2 separate regions of the Homo sapiens genome follow, and region 2 is linked to region 1. A link is an interaction called in ENCODE POLR2A ChIA-PET data of the cell type or tissue named here. Cell type or tissue: Panc1. All regions are shown on one strand. Each heading gives the region's core, and the rest is flanking DNA. Links, peaks and the distances in the headings are about the cores only.

Region 1 (9,763 bases), core at 816-8,815:
TGGGTGTGTCATCCTTTGATATACCGTAAGTACTATCACGGTTATGAGGGGCTGCACCATGAACTAACAGTTTGGCATGACTTGGCCCCATATCAAAGGCAACTCCCTCTGGCTTCCCCCCACAATGCACCATGTCACAGCCATAAGCTGTTGTTTGCAATGGCAAGCAGATGAGAGTAGTGAGCTGCTGAAACTAATCAAAGCTGGCCTTGCTCATGCTATGTCAGCTAACCGTCCATCCTGGAATAGCCAGGGGACCAAATTCCAGGGTGGTGGGGAGGAGGGGATGTATAGATAAAATACTGTTAATATATGCTTATTTCTATTATAAAAGAAAATGTGATCCAACAACCTAGTGATAGAACATGGAAGACATAGGTTTGCATCCTAAAATGTCAGACATCACATGAAAATACTAACAACTATTCATCAAAATGTTGACACAATGCACCTGGCAGTCTCATGGCCAAGGTTCAGAACGGTGAGAATTCAAGTTGAAAAGAGATCGACAGAGGAAGATTGGTGATCAGATCTCACAGGCAAAGGAGAAGTCAGCATGGTTTTCTTTTCTTTTTTTTTTTGAGACGGAGTTTCACTCTTGTTGCCCAGGCTGGAGTGCAATGGCGGGATCTCGGCTCACTGCAACCTCCGCCTCCCGAGTTCAAGCAATTCTCCTGCCTAAGCCTCCCAAGTATCTGGGATTACAGGCGCCCACCACCACAACCGTTTAATTTTTCTATTTTTAGTAGAGATGGGGATTCACCTCGTTGGCCAGGCTGTTCTCGAACTCCTGACCTCACCTCAGGTGATCCACTTGCCTCGGCCTCCCAAAGTGCTGGGATTACAGGCGGAGCCACCACACCCGGCCAAGTCAGGATAGTTTTCACAGAGGGCATCTGTCTGGTGGACTTGAACTAGGACAAGGCCAACTCCTAGAAGACAACAGAGGCCATTTGGTTTCATTTAGGGATAGACCCTGGTTGGCAAGAGTAAGACCAGGTCTTGTTTTGTTCTTCCTAGAAGAGAACAGACCCTATAAGAAAGCTTCTGTATTCTGAAGAAAAGACTGTATCATGTTTATCTTCAGGGCTGTTCTTAATATATTGATATATTGATGCCTAGGGACTCCTCTTCCTATCTACTTGCAGAAGCTTGAATTGGTTTACGGGAAAACAGAGAATTATTTCACACTCAGAAGTAAAAACCATGGCTGGACGCAATGTCTCACACCTGTAATCCCAGCACTCTGGGAGGCTGAGGTGGGGTGGATCGCTTGAGGCCAAGAGTTCAAGACCAGCCTGGCCAACATGCTGAAACCCTGTCTCTACTAAAAATACAAAACTTAGCCGGGCATGGTGGTGTGTGGCTGTAATCCCAGCTACTTGGAAGGCTGATGTGTGAGATGTATCTCCCTCAAACCTTGCTACAACATTAGTAATGTACCAATGTCTGACATTAAAAAAAAATCATTGGCTTGTAAAATAAAAGCCTTCTATAAACTACAGTGTGTTTCAAATACTATATTTGAGTATTTTTAAAAAGAACAAAATTGTGGTCACTTTATTTCTTCATTTATTTATTCTTCCTCTGATTCCAGAAAGGATTTAAGGAAACTCACTCAATTCCTTTGATCTAGTGCCGGGATGGACTTCATCCCAAAGGGCTCACATGGGACAATCTAAAAGGAAGTCAAAGATGCCTTTTCTCCCCGCTCCTGCGGGGTGAACATGGATCCAAGGGGTGACTTTCTTTGCCGAAGTAGGGGGATCACCTGAGGTCAGGAGTTTGAGACCAGCCTGACCAACATGGTGAAACCCCGTCTCTACTAAAAATACAAAATATACTTGGGCATGGTGTTGCACACCTGTAATCCCAGCTACTCAGGAGGCTGAGGCAGGAGAATAGCTTGAACCTGGGAGGCGGAGGTTGCAGTGAACCGAGATCGTGCCACTGCACTCCAGCCTGGGCAACAGAGTAAGATTCCATCTCCAGAAAAAATAAAATAAAATAAGGGCCAGGCATGGTGGGGCACGCCTGTAATCCCAGCACTTTGGAAGGCCGAGGTGGGTGGATCACCTGAGATCGGGAGATCTAGACCAGCCTGACCAACATGGTGAAAACCTGTCTCTACTAAATACAAAAAAATTAGCCGGGTGTGGTGGCGCATGCCTGTAATCCCAGCTGCTTGGGAGGCTGAGGCAGGAGAATTGCTTGAACCCAGGAGGCGGAGGTTGCAGTGAGCTAAGATCATGCCATTGCACTCCAACCTGGGCAACAAGAGCGAAATTCCATTTAAAAATAAAAAATAAGAATCAATAAAAACAAATTAACTAAAAGAGAGCATTCTGAATGTTTTCACCACAAAGAAGTAATAAATATTTGAGATGATGGATTTGCTAATTACTCTGATTTGCTAATTATACAATGTATACATATATTGTACCCCATAAATATGTACAATTATATGTCAATGAAAGATAAATAAAACAGAAAAAAGTCACAGTAAAATCAAAATGATGCTTAAATTCAACAAAATTATAATGCTCTTTTGTTGTTTTGTCCACAACCATCATTCCTGTTTTTTTTCTTTTTGAGATGGAGTCTCGCTCTGTTGCCCAGGCTGGAGTGCAGTGGCATGATCTCCACTCACTGCAACCTCTGCCTCCCACGGTCAAGCAATTCTCCTGCCTCAGCCTCCCAAGTAGCTGGGATTGCAGGCATGTGCCACCATGCCCGGCTAACTTTTCTATTTTTAGTAGAGACGGGGTTTTATGTTGGCCAAGCTGGTCTCGAATTCCTGGCCTCAAGTGATCTGCCTGTCTTGATCTCCCAGGGATTTTTTGTTTGTTTGTTTTAATGGGAAACAACTCATCTATACTCGCAGTCCCCCATATTTCCATTCCAGCACCCAGAAGTGATCATATGACCCCAGACTGACCAATCAGAGTCACTGTGATAGTTTTAGAGATAGGCACGTAATCCAGTTTGTGCTATTGAGATTCATGCTCAAGAATCAATAGTTTGTTGCTAAACTGTGTTAAATGAAATTTATAGGAGGCCATTGGGTGGAACTGAGCTCTTGCACTAGGCTTAACAGATAAAACCAAAATGGAGTTACTCATACTGAAGTTTCCACCAAGCCAAAACTAAGCTATTTATTTGATCTTCCAAGAAATCAGGCAAGAAATAGATAATAGCCAAATCCCCAAACAGGCCTGTTTTGGGAAGCATGATGAGGTGGCCCCCTCTGCTTTAACCTTTATAAGGAAAGTAACTTTGTAACAACCAATCAGTTTTTGTTCTGTTCCTGCGTTCTTCAGCCCTCTTCTGCCTATAAAGTCAAATTTCTCTGCTCAACTCATCTGAACACTCATTCTATCTTATAGAATGAGTTGTTGCCCAATTCTAGAATTGCAAATAAAAGCCAATTCGATCTTTAATCTAAATTTGTTGTAATTTTGTCTTTTGATAGCTGAGAGAAGATAAGCTAAAAGGAGCTGTTGTTCACCTTGCCTCATGGAGAGAGACTATGTGAGAATGAAGTCACTACTGAAGACAATGAAATCAAGAAATGGAGAGAGATTCCATACCACCTAACTTAGGCACCTCAATCCAGCTATGTCTGGATTTTTAGTTATATGCCAATAAAGGTCTCATCTCTAAACTACTGGCTCAATATGCCAGTCTAAGATGGAAGATTTACTATTTCCTAGTAAGATGAGAAAAATTTCATTTACAAGACTTCTTTATTCTGAGATTATACCTTTCCTAATTTTTGGTGTTAGAGTATTTACGAATTGATGGTGATAGTGGATAACAATTGTATTTTACCAATAGTCCTTAATAGAAAATTAGAAAGTTAGTCCAAAATAGAAAGTAGCCAGGCATGGTGGCTCATGCCTGTAGCCCCAATACTTCGGGAGGCTGAAGGAGGAGGATCACATGAGCTCAGGAGTTCAAGACCAGCCTGGGCAAGATGGTGAAACCCCCATCTCTACAAAAAATTTAAAAATTAGCCAGGCATAGTGGTACATGCCTGTAGTCTCAGTTACTCAGGAGGCTGAGAAAGGAGGATCACTTGAGCCCAGGAGGTCAAGGTTGCAGGCAGCTGTGATTGTGCCACTGCACTCCAGCCTGGGCAACAGAACAATACCCTATCGAAAAAAAAAAAAAAAAGAAAGTTGGTGGGCCCTTTATCCTTCCATTAAAAAAAAATTAGGTCATTTTGTAGGTCATAAGCATGATGATTGAGTTTTCATGCTCATGCGTGAGATGTACCTCCCTCAAACCTTGCTACAACATTGGTAATGTACCAATGTCTGACATTAAAAAAAATTATTGGCTTGTAAAATAAAAGCCTTCTATAAACTACCGTGTGTTTCAAATACTATATTTGGATATTTTTAAAAAGAACAAAATTGTGGTCACTTTATTTCTTCATTTATTTATTCTTCATCTGATTCCAGAAAGGATTTGAGGAAACTCACTCAATTCCTTTGATCTAGTGCCCGGGATGGACTTCATCCCAAAGGGCTCATATGGGACAATCTAAAAGGAAGTCAAAGATGCCTTTTCTCCCTCCTCCTGCAGGGTGAACATGGATCCAAGCGGTGACTTTCTTTGCCTCCTCCCTGAGACTGCAGGGGGAGGCAGGCAGAGTAACAGCAGAAACAAGCAGTGCTTTTTCTGTTTGGCTTTTCCCCGGGCTGCTGGCCTCTTATCCCTTCATGGCTCCAGGCAGTGCTTCTTAGGTGATGCTACACCCACCTGCAGCAGGGCCTGGTGGGGTGGGGGCGAAGGGGTGCAGGAAGTATGTGAACAGAATGAAGGTGGGAGAAAGAAAGATTAACGAGTAGCAGTGTGGGGAGGATCATGAAGTGGTGAGGGAAAGAATAAGAGACAGTAGGGGTAGGGGGAAGCCTTTATAAATAGTGATATTTAACTTCTGGGAGGAGGGAGAGAAGTGATGTTTGCTTAAGCATTTGCTCAGGGGGAATGTTTACTCATGGTTAAACCCAGAATACAGTTAGTGTTAAAGTAGAAATGAAGCTGCATTCCAGGCAGGAGGTGGGCATGGTGGATTGCAGGGTGTGTGCTGAGAGTGTGTGTATGAGACAAATTGTGGTACCACATGTGTAAAGATGATGCTCTAGACACAGGAAGTCTAACTTCTCCAGTTCTGATGGCAGATTTGTACCAAGTCATGCTGTCCTACTTTCTATATCCTTGCTTTCGAGATGGCTGGTTGGGTTTAGGGGTGTTTTCTGTGGCCACGGAGAAAGTGAATCTTACTGGCTCACTTATTAATAGACTCAGTGTGGTTTGGATGCTACACTGTCTTGGACCTATGCTGAGTTAGACTTCTAGCACATTGAGATCATAAATCAGGAAACTGAGCATGCACACACACCCCCTTACGTTCAAGAGATGCAGTTGCTAGAACCAGGTGGGCTCTTTCCTGCCACAGGGCTCCTGGGCTTGCTATTTGAGTGGCTGCAGCTGTGCCTGGGAGGATGGGGCCCCTGCCTGATCCCGGGCCCCAAGAGGACCGGGATGCCTGGGTCCATAGCCATGGCTTGGGCAGTTGCAGCGGCACCTGGGGAGCTCCTGCCCCAACTCGGAAGGAATGGGGCTCCCGCTGGTCCCTGGCTCCCGCTGGCTCTATTGAGCTTGCAGCCCCAGCTGCACCTCCCTGCTGCAGCCGGCGTGATGGCAGCAGCCACTCCAGATGGCCCGCCGCTGCCATCATAAGCACATGGTGGGTTTCTTTGGCAACCAGACCCATCCTGAAGCTATCTAGGGGCTTTCAGCTACCAGTCATCTCATTAACATAAACTCAGGTGTAATTCAAATTCAGGGGCTTGTTACCGGTAGCAAAAGAGCTCCTATCACCTCTGTCATTCAGGAAGTTACAAGGGTTTTAGAAGTTGTACACCAGGGGACAAAGACAAAATATATATTTCTTAATAGGTCTGCTAAGTTAGGTTTATCATAAAGCTGCCTCCTTACACAGTTCAAGTTCAGTGTAAAGATTTTGCCATACATAGTGAACTATAACCTTATTGGATGCATAAACAGACTGTAACCTATTCTTGTGCCAATCACTGAATTTAAGCCAATCAAAGGTGACCAACTATTCAAAATGTGTCCAAATAAGGCAAATGCAAAGCTGTAACCAATCCAACTGTTTCTGTCCATCACTTTCCTTTTTCTGCCTGTAAGTCTTTTTTGACTACGCAGCTGTGCAGGAGTCTTTCTGAACCTATTCTGCTTTGGGGGCTGCCTGATTTGCAAATCATTCTTTGCTCAATAAACTCTCTGTTAAATTTAATTTGCCTAAGGGTTTTTTTTTTTTTTTTGAGATGAAGTTTCGCTTTTGTCACCCAGGCTGGAGTGCAGTGGTGCAATCTCAGCTCACTGCAACCTCTACCTCCCGGGTTCAAGCGATTCTCCTGCCTCAGCCTCCTGAGTAGCTGGGATTACAGGTGCCTGCCACCACACCCAGCTTTTTTGTTTTTTTGAGACGGAGTCTCGCTCTGTCGCCCAGGCAGGAGTGCAGTGGCATGATCTCAGCTCACTGCAAGCTCTGCCTCCTGGGTTCACGCCATTCTCCTGCCCCAGCCTCCCGAGTAGCTGGGACTGCAGGTGCCCGCCACCACGACCGGCTAATTTTTTGTATTTTTAGTAAAGACAGGGTTTCACCATGTTAGCCAGGATGGTCTTGATTTCCTGACCTCGTGATCCACCCGCCTCAGCCTTCCAAAGTGCTGGGATTACAGGCATGAGCCCGGCCTGTGTTTTTTTTTTTAATAGAGACAGGGTTTCGCTATGTTGGGCAGGTTGGTCTCGAACTCCTGACCTCAGGTGATCCACCTGCCTCGGCCTCCCAAAGTGCTGGGATTACAGGTGTGAGCCACCACGCCCGGCCCTAAGGTTTTCTTTTTAACAGATGGTGTCAGAAATGGGATCTGAAGTAGAGCTTCTACCCCCACCAGGGGCATTGAGTGACTAATGAGGTACCAACCAGACTCATTTTGTCCATTGCTCTCTCTTACAACTGAGGATCGTGGGTATCTTCTCTCTCAGATTCTGAAGCTCTATGGGTTTGTGTTTTGAGCTATCTGTTTGAGTGAATTTTTTATATGAATTGGGTTTGGAAGTTGTGATACAAACTGGACTAGGTCTAGGATCAGATTACATGCAATAGTTAACTGGCTTTGATCCAGTTAGACGCCTCAGATGTCTGAGTGGTTCACAGAGAAACTGGCAGTAAATGGTAATAGCACAGAGGCTGTGAACTTCAGCTTTTAGAAATTCACAGAGATTTTTGTGTTGTAGTATTCCTTTTGTTTCCTTTTCTTGCACACTTAGGTAGAAAAAAAAGCATTAGCTAAGTTAATCAAAGGGATCTGAGAGTTAAGGACAAGATCCAAAGTAAAAATGGGGGTCCCTGGCCAGGCACGGTGGCTCACGCCTGTAATCCCAGCACTTTGGGAGGCCAAGGCGGCGGATCACCTGAGGTCGGGAGTTCAAGACCAGCCTGACCAACATGGAGAAACCGTGTCTCTACTAAAAATACAAAATTAGCCAGGTGTGCTGCCGCATGCCTGTAATCCCAGCTACTAGGGAGGTTAAGGCAGGAGATCACTTGAACCTGGGAGGCGGAGGCTGTGGTGAGCTGAGATCCTGCCATTGCACTCCAGCCTGGGCAACAAGAGTGAGACTCCGTCTCAAAATAATAATAATAATCCTTTACTACTGAAGAACTTAGTACTCCACCTTCCAGCTATGCTTACCTATACATGCATAAATATTAGGCTCTGGAGCCAGGCATGGTGGCTCATGCCTGTAATCCCAGCACTTTGGGAGGCCGAGGCAGACAAATCACGAGGTCAGAAGTTCGAGACCAGCCTGGCCAACATGGTGAAACCCTGTCTCTCCTAAAAATGCAAAAAATTACCTGAGTGTAGTAGTAGGCACCTGTAATCCCAGCTACTCAGGAAGCTGAGGCAGGAGAATCACTTGAACCCGGGAGGCGGAGGTTGCAGTGAGCCGAGATCGCGCCACTGCACTCCAGCCCTGGCAACAGAGTCAGACTCTGTCTCAAAAAAAAAAAAAAAAAAAAAAAAAATTAGGCCCTGGAAGCAGCAAACACAGAAATGGCAACACCTTACTAAAAATAATACAAAACTACAACATTTCAAATGAATACTGCACTTTTAAAAGTGTATTTAAAAATGAGGGCCCCAGGCTGGGCATGGTGGCTGTCGCCTGTAATCCCAGTGCTTTGGGAGTCTGAGGCAGGAGGACTGCTTGAGCCTAGGACTTTGAGACCAGCCTGGGCAATATAGTGAGATCTTGTCTCTACAAAAAACACAACACAATTAGCTAGGTGTGATGCACATACCTGTAGTCATAGCTACTCAGGAGCCTGAGGTGGGAGGATCTCTTGAGCCTAGGAGATTGAGGCTGCAGTGAGCTGTGATCACACCACTACACTTCAGCCTGGGTGACAGAACAAGACCCTGTGTCAAAAAAAAAGTTTTAAAAAATGAGGGCCCCAGGCCAGGCGCAGTGGCTCACGCCTGTAATTCTAGCACTTTGGGAGGCCGAGGCAGGCGGATCACGAGGTCAGGAGATCGAGACCATCCTGGCTAACACAGTGAAACCCCGTCTCTATTAAAAATACAAAAAATTAGCCGGGCATGGTGGTGGGCGCCTGTAGTCCCAGCTACTCGGGAGATTGAGGCAGGAGAATGGCGAGAACCCAGGAGGCGGAGCTTGCGGTGAGCCGAGATTGCGCCACTGCACTCCAGCCTGGGCGACAGAGCAAGACTCTGTCTCAAAAAAAAAAAAACAAACAAACAAAAAAATGAGGTCTCCAGAATTAGTTTCATTCAGAGATAATTATTGATGTACAGAAGCTTCTGAAAAGATTTCAATATTTTTATTGATTTTAAAAAAGATCTGGTTGGGCGCAGTGGCTTATGCCTATAATCTCAGCACTTTGGGAGGCCGAGGTGGGCGGATCACCTGAGGTCAGGAGTTCAAGACCAGCCTGGTCAACATGGCAAAACCCTCTCTCTACTAAAAAACACAAAAATTAGTCAGTCAGGCATGGTGGCAGATACCTGTAATTCCAGCTACTTGGGAGGCTGAGGCAGGAAAATTGCTTGCGCCCAGGAGGCAGAGGTTGCAGTGAGCCGAGATCATGCCATGGCACTCCAGCCTGGGCGACAGAGCGAGACTTCACTTCAAAAAAATAAAAATAAATAAATAAATAAATAAAAAGATATTTATATGTTGTGAAAATGCCAATGAACAACATAGTTTAAAAGTAAATAATTGGCTGGGCATGGTGGCTCACGCCTGTAATCCCAGCACTTTGGGAGGCCACAGTGGGCAGATCACTTGAGGTCAGGAGTTGAAGACCAGCCTGGCCAACATGGTGAAACTTCGTCTCTACTAAAAATACAAAAATCAGCTGGGCGTAGCGGCGCACGTCTGTAGTCCCAGCTACTCAACAGGCTGAGGCATGAGAATCGCTTGAACATGGAAGCAGAGGTTGCAGTGAGCTGAGATGGCGTCACTACGCTTCAGCCTGGGTGACCAAGCGAGACTCTGTCTCCAAAAAAAAAAAAAGTAAATAACAAAACAAAGGGGAAAAAAAAGACTGTTTATAAAAAGTAAATAGAAGGCTTATGTGACTAAACGATAAGAAGAGTTAAATCTTTGTAATCCCAGAATTTTGGGAGGTCAACAC
Region 2 (9,763 bases), core at 695-8,694, 250 kb before region 1:
AATAGGATACAATTGAAAGTCCAGAAATAAGCACTTACATTATAGTCCATTGATTTTTGACTAGGATTCCAAGACAATTCAGTGGGGGAAAGAATGGTCTTTTTAACAAATGATGCTTAGACAACTGGATATCCACATGCAAAAGAATAAAGTTGGACCCTTACCTTACACCAAATGCAAAAATTAACTCAAAGGGTCATAACCTAAATTTAAGAACTAAAAAACCTTTTAGAAGAAAACGGGTAAATCTTTGTGACCTTTGGGTTAGGCAAAGCCTTCTTAGACATAACATCAAAAGCATGAATGACAAAAGAAAAAAATTGGATAAATTGGATTTTATCAAAGTTGGAAACTTTTATGCTTCAAAGTGGCATCAATAAAGTGAAAAGACAACCCTCAGAATGGAAGAAAATCTGCGAATCATATATACAATGGGGTCTTGTATCTAGAATATGCAAAGAACACTTACAACTCAACAATAAACAATAACCATTTCCCATCCTGGCTAACATGGTGAAACCCCGTCTCTACTAAAAATACAAAAAATTAGCCGGGCGTGGTGGCGGGCGCCTGTGGTCCCAGCTACTCCGGAGGCTGAGGCAGGAGAATGGCGTGAACGTGGGAGGCGGAGCTTACAGTGAGCCGAGATCGTGCCACTGCATTCCAGCCCGGGCGACAGAGCGAGACCCTGTCTCAAAAAAAAAAAAAAAAAAAGAAAATAACCATTTCTCCAAAGAAGGTATACAACTGACCAACAAGTACATGAAAAAATGCACATCATTCGGGAGGCGGAGCTTGCAGTGAGCCGAGATTGCGCCACTGCACTACAGCCTGGGCAACAGAGCAAGACTCCATCTCAAAAAAAAAAAAAATGCACATCATTAGTCATTAGGGAAATGCAAATCAAAACCACAATGAGATACCACTTCATACCCGCTAGGATTACTGTAAGCCAAAAGTCTGACCATATCAAGTGTTGGATAGAATGTGAAGGAACTGTAACCTTCATATGCCACTGATGGGAATGTAAAATGGTGCCACTCCTTGGTAAAACAGTCTGGGAATTACTCAAAATGTTCAACACAGAGTTGCCATATGACCCAGCAATTCCACTCCTAGGTATGTACTCCCAGAGAATTGAAAACATATGTCCTCACGAAAACTTGGTACATGAATGTTCATAGCAACATTATTTATCTCTTAGAATTAGAAAACAGTTTTGTAACTAACTCCAAATGAAATAAATCAGTCAAAGATTACCAATGCTAAAACCGTTTGGTAAATGTTGAATGGGAGCTGAATATCCACAGTGCCAAAATATCACCCTATAGGTTACTTGCTAGTCATAAAAATAGAAAATGTCATAATTGACTATCTGGTTGTTTTCACCTTAACCCAGTAATCAAACTTAACATTACTAGTGGGAAATTATACTGCTGAAGGACAGAATACAGGTTGGACCACTTGGAAAGCAGCTGAAATATTGAAAACTCTTTTTTTTTTTTTCCAAGACAGAGTCTTGCTCTGTCGCCCAGGCTGGAGTGCAGTGGCGTGATCTCGGCTCACTGCAACCTCTGCCTCCCGGGTTTAAATGATTCTCCTGCCTCAGTCTCCAGAGTAGCTGGGATTACAAGCGCACGCCACCACACCCAGCTAATTTTTGTATTTTTAGTAGAGACGGGGTTTCACCATGTTGGGCAGGCTGGTCTCAAACTCCTGACCTCGTGATCCACCCGCCTCAGCTTCCCAAAGTGCTGGGATTACAGGCGTGAGCCACCGCACCTGGCCCATTGAAAACGTTTATGGTTAGCCTTTGATCAAGCAAGAGTGATTTACAAACAGCACCAGTTCATAAGGTGGCCAGCCATCCTTGTTTGCTTGGAACTTTTCCGGTTTTTGCATTGGAAGTCCCACATACTGAAAAATTCATCATTGGTCCCTGAGCCAGCAAAATTACTTTTGTACCCCTTCTCCAGGTTCTCACCTCCCTGCTCGAATCCTGGAATTAGGGAAGGAGGAATTGAATAACAAGGAAAAATGATAAAAAGTAATGAGACTTTGTTCCCCAGAAGTAACTGGTCCCTGAGCCAATAAAGGAGAGAAGCTTTTTTTTTTTTTTTTGAAGGAGGGATATTTTTACTTAATGAAAGCACATGTCATGAAATTTTAAAAGGCAAAAGCATCGCAAGTCATAATGAAATTCTCATTTCCTCCTTCCAAGCTTATTTATTTTCTAGCAAAATATATTGTTTCAACTCCCAGGCTTAAGGGAAATAATCTTTGATATAAGAAGTTATTGTGGAAAGTCATTAAGCTGTCATGCCCAAACCAAATGTTCATACCCCACTCCTTATCAAAGAGCACCAGAAAATGCACCCACACAAGATCCCCTGCAAGCAGAGACCATATGCTTTGTTGAAATGGTTGAGCTAAGAGATCAAAGAAGCTTTAATAGAAAACCAAAGCCATACTCAAACCATCCTGCAGCTAAAACAGAATCTCAGCATGTCAAAGCAGAAAGGAAAATCAGCATGAAAAGATATTTTATTTAACACTCACAGGACGCTGCCTAGGAACCAGGCACTATTCCAGGCACCGTCCAAGTGTTCACTCATCGAATCCCTGCTGCAAACTGTGAGGCAGGTGGTATTAGCTCAGTCATCCCCATTTCACAGATGGGGAAACTGAGGGACGGAGCACTTAAGTCCTGTGCACCCAGGTAGCTAGATCCAGAGTCCACGACATGCATGTGACCACTCTACTACACAGCCATGTGGTTGTGGTCTAGAGGTGTTAACTAACTTGCCAGCGGTTAGCACTGAACGATTGTGTGGGTTTCATACAGGACTGCGACCCATCTTTTAAAAAAGTTCTTGCTAAGAATTACCACAAAAACAAACGTGTATGGCATCTAAAAACTAAAACAGTGCTAGGCATGGTGGCACGAGCCTGCAGTCCCAGTGACTTGGGAGGCTAAGGTGGGAGGATCTCCTGAGGCCAGGACTTCCAGACCAGCCTGAGAAACATAGCAAGGTCCCATCTCTACAAATAAATACATAAACAAATAAATATAAATAAAGCATATGCAGCCTCAGCGACATTTTAGGCAGTTTAAGAACATCTCTACTCTACTATTTTTCCTTTTTTTTTTTTTTGAGACAAAGTCACTCTGTCACCCAGGCTGGAGTGCAATGGCACAATCTCGGCTTACTGCCACCTCTGCCTCCCGGGTTCAAGCGATTCCCCTGCCCCAGCCTCCTGAGTAGCTGGGACTACAGGCACGTGCCACCACACCCAGCAAATTTTGTGATTTTAGTAGAGATGGGTCTTCACCGTGCTGGCCAGGCTGTTCTCGAACAGGAGAGAAGCTTTAAATTGGATGTTGGCTTTGTTGTTGTTGTTGTTGTTGTCGATGTTTTTGGTGGGTAATAAAAATGTTCCCAAATTGGTTGTGGCAGTGGTTGCACAACTCTGTGAATATGCTAAAAACCATTGACTTGTACACTTCAAGCGGTTGAATTGCATGTAATTTCATCTTAATAAGGCTGTTTAAAAATGGATGTGAGAAAGAAGTTTCAGATTAGATTAGCCTGGACCTTTTTATACCTGAGAGAGACCAAAAAGCTGTAGGATCTGCCTTGAGATGTGGTCAAGACAAGGGAAGGGGCTGGGCGCTGTGGCTCACGCCTGTAATCCCAGCACTTTGGGAGGCCGAGGCTGGCGGATCACCTGAGGTCAGGAGTTCAAGACCAGCCTAGCCAACATGGTGAAACCCCGTCTCTACTAAAAATACAAAAATTAGCCGTGTGGCTCACGCCTGTAATCCCAGCACTTTGGGAGGCTGAGGCAGGCGGATCACGAGGTCAGGAGATCAAGACCATCCTGGCTAACATAGTGAAACCCCGTCTCTACTAAAAAGACAAAAAATTAGCCAGGCATAGTGGCACGCGCCTGTAGTCTCAGCTACTCGGGAGGTTGAGGCAGGAGAATCGCTTGAACCCAGGAGGCGGAGGTTGCAGTGAGCCGAGATCGCGCCACTGCACTCCAGCCTGGATGATAGAGCGAGACCCTGTCTCAAAAAAAAAGAAAAAAAAAGTTAGCTGGGCGTGGTGCCGCGTGCCTGTAATCCCAGCTCCTCGGGAGACTGAGGCAGGAGAATCGCTTGAACCCAGGAGGCAGAGGTTGCCACAAGCTGAGATTGTACCACTGCACTCCAGCTTGGGCAGCAGAGCGAGACTTCATCTCAAAAAAAAAAAAAAAAAAAAAGACAAGGGAAGAGAGTTTCACATGGCACAGTTGAAGACACAGGTGGGAGCAAAATACTATTTCTTATTTGTTCTCTAGTTTACGTCTTTCGGTAAACTGGCTACACTGGTTTGATTGGATATTTTTTCCCCTACAACCAAGAGTTGTGACGAAAATATTCAATCCACCCATTCCTGTGCAGATGAAAAATTTTATCCTTTAAAATCACAATGTTGTGTATTTGGATTGTATTGCTCTGGTTCCTCACAGAATTTTTTTAAAAAATATCAGACCACATTGGCATTATGCCACTAGTCTATACTGAAAATGTATTCGAGGCCAGGCACAGTGGCTCATGCCTGTAATCCCAGCTCCTTGGGAGGCTGAAGCAGGTGGATCGCTTGAGCTCAGCAGTTTGAGATGAGCCTGGGCAACATGGCAAAACCCCATCTCTACAAAAAAATACAAAAATTAGCTGGTCATGGTGGTGCGCACTTGTAGTCCCAGCTACTGGGGAGGCTGAGGTGGGAGAATCGCGTAAGCCCTAGAGATGGAGGTTGCAGTGAGCTGGAGGTTGCAGTGAGCTGAGATCACACCACTGCACTCCAGCCTGGACAATAGAGCAACACTATCTCAAAAAAAAAAATTAGAAACAGCTGTATAAAATATTTATATAGGTGTGTCATTGGAGCCCTAGAAGAGAATGTTTTTCTTAAGTGTTAGCCTGAGGAGTAGCTGGGCTTCTGAACAATTGGTTTGTATATGGAATTATATCATTATAAAGACATTTTTTTTTTTGTCTGCCTAGCTCTTTTCCTTTCTGAAGCTGCCCCTGAATAATGATGCTTTCCTGGTGCGACTGTTAATCACATAGATTTAATTCCCCTGCCCATGGGAGGGGAATTGGCTAGCCAGTCAGAATGCCTCATTCCTTTGTTCATATTCATTGGTCCAGAGCTGGGAACACAACACAAACAGGGCTGTTCAGAATCCTACGAAAGACTTTTCCTGGAGCTGTCAGGAAAGAGACACTCTTTTTGCTAGGGTTACTGGTCATGAGGACCATGTAAGTCTAGAGCTTTCGTAGCCATTTTTACCACCAAGTGGGAAGAGCCTACTTGAGAACGAAACCAACACAGTTGCAAACGTCCTAAGGATGTTGTTTGAGACTCTGAACCCATCTGCGCCTAAAGCTAGATCATTCATGGACTTTTCTATTAAATTAGCCAATACATTTTCTTTTTCATTTTTTTGTTTATACCAGTTTGATTTGGATCTCTGTCCCTTGCAACCAAAAGAAGCCTCACTGATATAGTCTCTGATTAAGTTTCCCTCCTTTCATTGGTACATAGGAAGGAAGCTCAGAGTCAAAATTGCAGCCCACATGTAGCAAGTGGACAGGATCCTATTGAATGAATTTTGTATAATGGGCTTGTCCCTCGTTTTATCTTCTTTTTTCTATTCTTTTTTTCTTCACTCACATTGTATCTTGTTATATTTTACATGTTTTTCTAAGCCACTACAAATTCTTTTTACAATATGACAATAAATAGTAGAGATTGTTTCCCACATTGTCCTGAATCTGGACTACAATAAAACTAAAGGTTTATTTCTAACGTACATCATTGGTTTCCTGTCCAGACTTCATCTCTCCCTTCTCTTCCAACCCTGGTTTTGTCCTAGAAATCACTCTTCTTCCATGTAGCCCATGTGCTTTAGGGAAGGCTGACCTTACCACAGCTTCAGGATGGGCCTGATTAATCCAAGAGTAACCTCATCCTTGTAAGGAATTGATTCAGGAATTTACACCACTGAGATACCAGGAGAAGTTTGCTGGTGGATTCTACTTCTGGGAGACCTACTGAAAATGACCTTTTCCGTCTTTTACTATATGTTATGGTGTGTGGGTGTGAGTCCTGAAACTGTTGCAGCCATCTCACCCACCTATTTGAGGATTACGCTGATGGCGAAAGAGAACAAAACAAAGAATGAGAGGAAGTTGGAGCAGAGCCACTAGAGTAAGTCAAGCCTGAGAACTGGTCTATTTGTGGGTTCTGGTTATTTGAACCAATAAGTATTTTCATTCAAGTCACTTCGAGTTGGTTATACCCTTTTTTTTTTTTATTTTTTATTTTTCGAGACAAAGCCTTGCTCTGTCGCTCAGGCTGGAGCACAGTGGCATGACCTCAGCTCACTGCTGTCTTCACCTCCTGGGTTCAAGTGATTCTTCTTCCTCAGTCTCCTGAGTAGCTGGGATTACAGGCACATGCCACCATGCCCAGCTAATTTTTTTTTTTTTGTTAGAGCCGGAGTTTCACCATGTTGGCCAGGCTGGTCTCAAACTCCTGTCCTCTAGTGATCTGCCCGCCTCAGCCTTCCAAAGTGCTGGGATTACAGGCGTGAGCCACCATGCCCAGCCGAAGTTGGGTATACCCTTTAGAAGAATTTTAATATAATTGGAGAATAAGTTCATTTTCCCTCTAGCAGTTGCTAGTGACCTTTGTTAGTAGGGTTAAGAACCTTCCAAAGCTCTGTTACAGTATGACAGTCATTTGCAAGAGATATCCTATCTTTAGGAAAACTATCTTACTAGTTAAGTCATTTGGGTTGGCTGAGTTCAATGGCTTTTAAACCACCATACAGCTTACATAAGCCACTCAGAGTTCAGTCGACTTCATAAAGTACTTTGTACCTTGAAATTGTTTAGAAGTCAATTATAGTTTCTGTGAAGATAAGGCACCTGTAAATAAGTGATCCTATTTGGAGATCTTTCAACTCATTCACAAGGGTCCACTTACAAGATACCGAAGTAATGGCCCTTACCTTCTTTATAGGTCAAAAGAAACAGAATCTCCTTCTCCTGGATACATGATACAACACAGTTGTCTCTCATGTCAGAAGTCATGATTACGAGAATAGCACACTTTAGCCCATATCCTTGTACCCAGCACTGTACTCGATGCTCTGTGGATGCAACCTCAATGGTAAAATAATTTAAGCTCAAAGTAAGATATTCTTTCAATAAGATGTAGACCTCTTACTGCAAACTCCTTTTGCAAATTACCACTTGGTAATCTCTCTCAAATATGTCCCAAAACAACAAGTTAAAAAAAAAAACTAGCTGAAAAGCTAAGTGCTAATAAAAGCACTCTCAAAATTTCTACTTATATGTCTGAACATATATAAACACACAGAGAAATACATATTTTACAGTGCTAATATTTTAAGTGCTAATAAAAGCACTCTGAAAATTTCTACTTGTATGTCTGAACATATATAAACACACAGAGAAATACATATTTTACACTCTTGGCAGTAGGCTTAAAGATATTTGTTCAGCAAATTTTCTTGGGCCCACTAATTTGGCCATTCTCATGTTCTCAATTCACAAAACTATCTATAATAATAGTCCAAATATAAATTATAAGAATGAATTTGTTATTATGCACTTAAATAAGTTCATAGTAAAAAGACCAACATATGTCAAGGTAGTGTTTTTCCTTACCATGATAAAAATAATAAGAGCTATCTATGACAAACCCACAGCCAATATCATACTGAATGGGCAAAAACTGGAAGCATTCCCTTTGAAAACTGGCACAAGACAGGGATGCCCTCTCTCACCGCTCCTATTCAACATAGTGTTGGAAGTTCTGGCCAGGGCAATCAGGCAGGAGAAGGAAATAAAGGGTATTCAATTAGGAAAAGAGGAAGTCAAATTGTCCCTGTTTGCAGACGACATGATTGTTTATCTAGAAAACCCCATCGTCTCAGCCCAAAATCTCCTTAAGCTGATAAGCAACTTCAGCAAAGTCTCAGGATACAAAATCAATGTACAAAAATCACAAGCATTCTTATACACCAACAACAGACAAACAGAGAGCCAAATCATGAGTGAACTCCCATTCACAATTGCTTCAAAGAGAATAAAATACCTAGGAATCCAACTTACAAGGGTTGTGAAGGACCTCTTCAAGGAGAACTACAAACCACTGCTCAAGGAAATAAAAGAGGACACAAACAAATGGAAGAACATTCCATGCTCATGGGTAGGAAGAATCAATATCGTGAAAATGGCCATACTGCCCAAGGTAATTTACAGATTCAATACCATCCCCATCAAGCTACCAATGACTTTCTTCACAGAATTGGAAAAAACTACTTTAAAGTTCATATGGAACCAAAAAAGAGCCCGCATCGCCAAGTCAATCCTAAGCCAAAAGAACAAAGCTGGAGGCATCACACTACCTGACTTCAAACTATACTACAAGGCTACAGTAACCAAAACAGCATGGTACTGGTACCAAAACAGAGATATAGATCAATGGAACAGAACAGAGCCCTCAGAAATAATGCCACATATCTACAACTATCTGATCTTTGACAAACCTGAGAAAAACAAGCAATGGGGAAAGGATTCCCTATTTAATAAATGGTGCTGGGAAAACTGGCTAGCCATATGTAGAAAGCTGAAACTGGATCCCTTCCTTACACCTTATACAAAAATCAATTCAAGATGGATTAAAGATTTAAACGTTAGACCTAAAACCATAAAAACCCTAGAAGAAAACCTAGGCATTACCATTCAGGACATAGGCGTGGGCAAGGACTTCATGTCCAAAACACCAAAAGCAATGGCAACAAAAGCCAAAATTGACAAATGGGATCTAATTAAACTCAAGAGCTTCTGCACAGCAAAAGAAACTACCATCAGAGTGAACAGGCAACCTACAACATGGGAGAAAATTTTCGCAACCTACTCATCTGACAAAGGGCTAATATCCAGAATCTACAATGAACTCAAACAAATTTACAAGAAAAAAACAAACAACCCCATCAAAAAGTGGGCGAAGGACATGAACAGACACTTCTCAAAAGAAGACATTTATGCAGCCAAAAAACACATGAAGAAATGCTCATCATCACTGGCCATCAGAGAAATGCAAATCAAAACCACTATGAGATATCATCTCACACCAGTTAGAATGGCAATCATTAAAAAGTCAGGAAACAACAGGTGCTGGAGAGGATGTGGAGAAATAGGAACACTTTTACACTGTTGGTGGGACTGTAAACTAGTTCAACCATTGTGGAAGTCAGTGTGGCGATTCCTCAGGGATCTAGAACTAGAAATACCATTTGACCCAGCCATCCCATTACTGGGTATATACCCAAAGGACTATAAATCATGCTGCTATAAAGACACATGCACACGTATGTTTATTGCGGCACTATTCACAATAGCAAAGACTTGGAACCAACCCAAATGTCCAACAATGATAGACTGGATTAAGAAAATGTGGCACATATACACCATGGAATACTATGCAGCCATAAAAAATGATGAGTTCATGTCCTTTGTAGGGACATGGATGAAATTGGAAACCATCATTCTCAGTAAACTATCGCAAGAACAAAAAACCAAACACCGCATATTCTCACTCATAGGTGGGAATTGAACAATGAGATCGCTTGGACACAGGAAGGGGAATATCACACTCTGGGGACTGTGGTGGGG

What was found. Peaks named below come from ENCODE experiments on the same cell type or tissue, not always from the same donor. Only the 100,000 strongest peaks of a DNase experiment are listed, where the experiment ranks them.
Region 2: POLR2A ChIA-PET joins it to region 1 with 12 read pairs; 2 of 35 experiments call an interaction of 5 or more read pairs at or near these places.

Annotation. Positions count from the first base shown.
Region 1 is chr10:100,015,375-100,025,137 of GRCh38, forward strand. LOC124902583 (small nucleolar RNA U13) reads left to right here and starts at 4,220; the gene lies at 4,220-4,325. RefSeq lists a silencer at 5,294-5,493. In Panc1, for the core only: no CTCF peak of the experiment used is centred there; no DNase peak of the experiment used is centred there; H3K4me3 peaks cover 647 bases; H3K27ac peaks cover 2,033 bases.
Region 2 is chr10:99,763,703-99,773,465 of GRCh38, forward strand. No RefSeq gene overlaps it. Among named protein-coding and RNA genes, the nearest start is that of ABCC2, 14 kb to the right of the region's middle. RefSeq lists a silencer at 2,817-2,866. In Panc1, for the core only: no CTCF peak of the experiment used is centred there; no DNase peak of the experiment used is centred there; H3K27ac peaks cover 4,491 bases.